Linked DNA regions of Homo sapiens: region 1 is linked to region 2. Evidence: read pairs that join two places in POLR2A ChIA-PET (ENCODE). Cell type or tissue: PC-9. All regions are shown on one strand. Links, peaks and the distances in the headings refer to the core of each region. The heading gives the core; the rest is flanking DNA. Region 1 overlaps KCNH7 (potassium voltage-gated channel subfamily H member 7). Region 2 holds the start of KCNH7 (potassium voltage-gated channel subfamily H member 7).

Region 1 (2,918 bases), core at 203-2,702, 78 kb after region 2:
AGCATAATTCTTCTCTCCACATCTCCTTCATTCACCCTCCCTGTCCCAGTGTTAGTCTCTCTTTCCTTCCAACAAGATCTTTCATTAGCTCAAGTTATTTGCTGACAAGATGTTATAACAAAAGCCTATATGTATATATATATACACACACACACATATGTATATATACATATATATGTTATTTCTTGATCCCTTTGAAATAAATTGTACATTGTGTAGAAAAAAAACAAACAAACAAAAAAGCCATGAAAAAGGAAAGGAGATCTCTAGTCAGGGAAAATAAAATGAGTAGTTGGAGAAAAGCAGTGGAGAGAAAGATAAGATCTAAAGAAAAGAGAGGGAAGCAGAAAGAAAGGGAGCCTTTGTATTCTTGAGAGGCAAAGAGAGCAACGCTGAATGTTGGCTTCTCAATTCCTCTGCCCATTCTTGAGGGACTCACCTTTACTATCTTTCCCTTCTTTGGAGATTCAGCAACTCAACTCAAATTACATTAAGGGAGAAAAAAGTTGAGACTTATTAGGAGAATAGGAAATATCAGAATTAAAGGAATGTTTAACAGTCAAACTCTAGGAAGGGGAGAGGTTCTGGCACAGCTGAGAAGCAGCTGGATCTATAGACTCAAATACCACCATCCACTCTTATCGAATCCCTCATCTGTGCTTCTCTTTGTATGATGCACCTCACACTCAGGCAGATTTCTTTCCACTGTTAGAAAGTGATAGGTAAACATTGCCAGATTAAAATTAGACTGCCTGACTTAGATAAGAGCACTATGACTTAGTTGCACTAAGACTTGGACATCGACTCTAACCTACAGTTTCCTTACCTGTAATATGTGGTGTATAATGATAGAGTTGCTGTTAAATGTTCAAAGTGCTTAGTAGAATGTCTGAACTTAATAAATGTGAATGTTGTTGCTGTAATCGAATCAGATATTTTGACTTTGGGGAACATTTTTTCTTAGTGCTGTCACCAGACAGAAACCCTCTTTCTTTAGTTACAGTTTGAAAACAACTTGAACAACTTGAGAAAGCCTCTGATAATCTCATCATATGTTCGGGTTGTAAGGACACAGGGACGTTGAAACTCCAAGCTTGAAGTCAGAAGAAGAAAGATATTTCCAGAGGAAAAGGTGGAAATGTTGCTAAGCCAACCAAGCAATAGATACTCACCATAGATATCAGAAAAATCTATTCAATGCCTACAGTAGAACTCCCTCACTTAAGCTTGCTTGAGTAGCTTTCTAATCAATTCCTTGATATAGACAGGGATATAAATGTAGGGGGAAATGTAGATGAAGCAAAAGTGTTAAAATTCAATATGTGTCATATGACCAGAAGAGAATTGTGTTACTAGTTTTTACAGAATTATAAAAACAAGCTTATTTTTGCTGTAATGTATCCACCTGACTCTTAGGTAGAACATTTTTAAAAGGCATTCATAAACTTAGAAATCACAGCCAAGCAACTAGAATGATAGAGCAATTGTAATTAGTTGCTATTCTACACGTAAATAATGTATTGTTCATAAGTGAAAGAATAATACCTTGTGCGGATCTTTCTAAGGAAGTTTTGTTAGAATGCATTATCTAGAGAAATCTTACGTGTGCTGTTCAAAAGACCATATTTAAGTATTCAATAAAGCATATATTTTAGAGGGAAAATCCTTTTAGAGCAGATGCTGCAATGAAATAAAATATTGAAGCCAAGCTTATTTGTATGCATACCAACACTAAACATTTCTGGTGTAATTAGGTTAAAGACAAGTGATTCACTACTTTTGATCGCATTAAGAATACTAGTATATGGCTCAGAAGATATTATTTAGAGGAGTAATGAGAAGGGGACCATTAATGTTACTTCACTCAAAATAAAAATTTATAGTATTTTGGACTTTTAATGGTAACTAAGTGATTATTCTCTTAAAACCTACAAGGCATAGACATTAAGGGGACGCAGAATTATTGCATGGGTCCCCTAAATTTACAGGAGAAATAAGCATGTCTGAAGATTGAATAAATAACATGTCTTGCACACATGGTGATTTTTTTCAAATGCAAGGAGGAGTTTATTGAGATTTATAAAAATGTAAATTAATTTAAAATATTTTCTGAATGATGGTTTGTGACAACTAATTTCCTGTTTAACCAATGTATGTCAGAGCAAAGTATTGTTTTTTGTTTTTCTACTTGAGACTTTTTTTAGAAAATTATGCAAGGTGGTTACTAAACTAGAAAATGTTTGAATCCCCTGCGTTAGATTTCCACTGAACATGTCACGTTTCAAACTATGTCAAAGTGTTTTTGAAGATAAATAAGTATTCTAGCTAGCTATCATAAGCTACACAAATTCATAGCATTAAGAAATTATGTGCCACATGACCGTACACTTGGTTAACATAGTGAAAATACTAAAGCTTTTCCACTTAAGTGACGTTATTATCTTTCATTTTCAGTACACACTCTATGCAAAGTTATTACATATTCTTCAGGACTTTGTATCTTTTGAATGTTTTAATAAGTGGGACTCTGAAGGCAATTTTTGGCAATTTTTGTGAAGTTGAGAACAATTAGTGGAAGCAAATACACATTCTCATCTAGAAAGTAATTATTTATCAATTTTTGACATTTACATTGTTTCAAAATTCTCTCATTTTAAAAATTCCAAAAGCTTTTGTTCTCTGGATATTTTTTCTTTTTCTACTCTTTCCTCTCTTCCTCTGTTCTTTCTTTTTTCCTTCCTTCCTTCCTGCCTGCCTGTTGTCATGTTCTTCCTTCTTTCCCTCCCTCCCTTTCTCCTTCATTTGGTCCTCAATCTAATCACACCTAGCTTGCAACTTATTTCCAATCAACATCAGTGATAGATCTAAGAGCAATTATTGTGACATGCCCTTACTATTCTTGAGTTGTAGAGACCCCA
Region 2 (2,918 bases), core at 196-2,695:
AAATCTTAGCAAATTCCATTTAGAGAAAGGGGCGTGGAGAGGGGCTATTAGGTTCAAGGGGGTGGGTGGGGGGAAGATAACAAAAATGAAGGGAAAAGAACCAAGAAAAACTAGAAAAACAGCTTCAAAAACACGCTTTCCTGGCACAGCTTGTCACATTTATTTTCCTAAGTCTCCAGGAGGACTATTTGAACAGAAGTGTCTGTATACCCTGAGATTCCCACGCTGGCAGCCTTTGAGAAGCGAGAAGGAAGAGGACTCTATTCCGCCCCTTGAACCCTTTTCTATCCTATATGAGATGGCTCCTTAGAGATGGTGGAGGAGAGCAGAATGTGGCTAGTGTGTTCCGGAGATGAGTGGCATCGGAGGTCACAGCCAAGGCTGGTAACTCTTAGCCCCACCCACCTTTTGTTCCTTCCCCCTGGCGCTCAGCCTCACCTATTTCAAACTCTTTCCTTCTTTTGTACTAGTCGCTCGCAATCTTTGGCCTTCTCATCTTTGGCCGTCTCATCTTCCTCGCAGCCTACGGCACCTGGAGACCAAATCAACCCCCAATCTTGCAACCCTCCAGGGACTCAGGCAGAAACTGGGCATGCTCAGCGGCACGGGCAGCTTTCAGTCTTTCCCGAGGCGCGGCTCAGCGCTGGGCAGGGACCTGCGTGCCAATTCAGTTCGGGCTTCGGCACCCACCTCCGCTGAACCCAGGGATCCGAGCTGCACCCTGAGGCTAAATCTGCACCCTTAGGTGGTTCATTGTCAATCTTCAACCTGCTGAGCGCCAACAGAGCTTACAAATATTCCTCATTAAGAAACTGTTTTCCCACCTGTGTTTTCCTTGCAGCTAAGGGTGCTTTAGCTACTGCGGCGTGAGGAGCTCAGGGACGGAGCCCTGTGGCCGGTGGCCGTAGAGATCACCTTCCCAGAGTAGCTGTTTGTCACTGAGTTTTGGAGATTTCTTGGCTGGCTTCCGCTAAAGCACGCTTGAGTAATCCGAGCTGTGGCGGCGCCCAAGCTACCAAGATAAAGAGAGCGTGTGTGTGTGTGTGTGTGTGTGTGTGTGTGTGTGTGTGTGTGTGTGTGTGTGTGTTAGGGGGAGAGGGCGGGGATAGAAACGTCAACCCCGCCGACCCCCAGCCTCCTTTTCTCTCTCTCCTTCCAGCAAAACCGGCACAAGTCTTCCATCCCCCCTCAGCCATTCCTTACTGCTCTGGGCAACCGCCAGGTTAAGCCCATTTGCACTGGGAAATTGGCGCTGTTTGGGAGAAGAGAAACAGATCGATTGCCCTTGTGACTCCCCGCCCCCTTCCCACCCCACCCCCACAGCTCCCTCCCTCTTTCCCTCCCCCGCCACCTCCCCTCACCCCGCCTCCTTCCCGTTCCCCACCCCCAAACCCTCTCACCCGCGGCAGTCCGGTGCGAGGCCCCCTCCGGAAGGTGAGGGGAATGGATTGGACTCCGGTGGGGAAAGCGGGTGTCTAGAAGTGGTGCTAATGGGAAGAGAATTCTGGTTTCAAAAGAGGATGCTCTGCCACAAAGAGCGGCTCGCGCGCTGGCCTGGGCTCTAGCCGAGGAGAGATCCCGGGAGAACTCCAGAGCTCCGGGGGAGCGCTCCTCGGAAGACCGGGGCCAACATGCCTGTGCGCAGGGGGCATGTGGCACCACAAAATACATTTCTGGGGACCATCATTCGGAAATTTGAAGGGCAAAGTAAGTTCGTTTGTTCTCTTCTCTCGCCCTCGCTTTCTGCCTTGTTAGTGCACTTGGCGTCCACCGCTTCCAAGGTGGGGAGACCGGCAACTCCAGGCTCTGTCAACTTAAGAGGCTGTGAAACCGAGCCAGGAGGTTCGAATGGCAGCGGGAGTGTTCTTCTGATATTAATTTTGATTTACATTTTAGATTACGGTCTCCATTATAGGAGGCAATTTGATCCTCCTCTACCACTGCTCCATTATCTGCCTTGCTACTTAATTTCCTACTATTCTACTATCTTAAAGGGAACGTGCTAGGATAACATGGGTTTATATTTTGAGGCTGTTTTACTGTAGACTTTCTGAAAGTCGGAAGCAGAGCAGACCATACTATTCGAACAAGAGAATGTAAATGGTAGTAGCGATGTAAATGACTATGCAAACTATATTTTACCTTGGTTAAACTGCAAAGCAGTGGTATGACACGGATGCTTGCTTGCTATTAATTTATAGAAGCTAAATTTTGTATTGAATCAATGCAAATATATCCTAAGCAGGGTAATTTGGAAAAGCAGTATCTCATCTGTGCTGGTTCCCGATGCAAATGGCTCATTATTCAAAATAATATTTCTATTCTTTTATTATCCCCTTAAAATTTCCATCTAGAAATTTAAAAATTGAAGTGTAATAAGTAAATCCCACAAAGACTGAATGCACAGAAATTTAATGTTCTCATGTGGACTAAATATAGGGAATAAATTGTTGCTATATAAATATATTAATTTAAAATCCTGTATTTGTTAACTTATCTTCGGTCTTTTCTTAAAACTATATTAATACATTTGTATGCCATATATTTTGCGGTTATTTCAGCACTGCATTTAGTGATGTGAGGATCTGGTACCTTGCGTACAAACTAAACTTGTATATCCTGCTTCACAATCTATGTGGAAATAGTAAATACAATCTGTGATGTAAATTAATAAGCTCTTTATATTAAGAATTCCTGCTACTACAGAAAACTTCAAGGATCTCCCAAAGTAAAAGTAAAAAGGTTGTCATGATATTTACTGTGTGTGTGTAAATATTTTTCTTTTGGGAAATATATATTATGAAAATGTGAATCTTTGCCTTGTTGAATTGCTATTAAATATGAAGTAGTTTCATTACTAAAGCTAGTTGCCTTTGTTTTTAACATGATGTGTGTAACATGCCTAAGAGAGATAGGGA

Evidence for each region. Peaks named below come from ENCODE experiments on the same cell type or tissue, not always from the same donor. Only the 100,000 strongest peaks of a DNase experiment are listed, where the experiment ranks them.
Region 1: POLR2A ChIA-PET joins it to region 2 with 13 read pairs; 2 of 35 experiments call an interaction of 5 or more read pairs at or near these places.

Annotation. Positions count from the first base shown.
Region 1 is chr2:162,759,522-162,762,439 of GRCh38, reverse strand. The region is part of intron 2 of KCNH7 (potassium voltage-gated channel subfamily H member 7); the gene reads left to right. Among named protein-coding and RNA genes, the nearest start is that of KCNH7-AS1, 8.0 kb to the left of the region's middle. In PC-9, for the core only: no CTCF peak of the experiment used is centred there; no DNase peak of the experiment used is centred there.
Region 2 is chr2:162,837,232-162,840,149 of GRCh38, reverse strand. It overlaps KCNH7 (potassium voltage-gated channel subfamily H member 7), which reads left to right and starts at 1,383. Exons shown (of 16, transcript NM_033272.4): 1 at 1,383-1,707. The coding sequence starts at 1,632. In PC-9, for the core only: no CTCF peak of the experiment used is centred there; no DNase peak of the experiment used is centred there; H3K4me3 peaks cover 675 bases; H3K27me3 peaks cover 306 bases.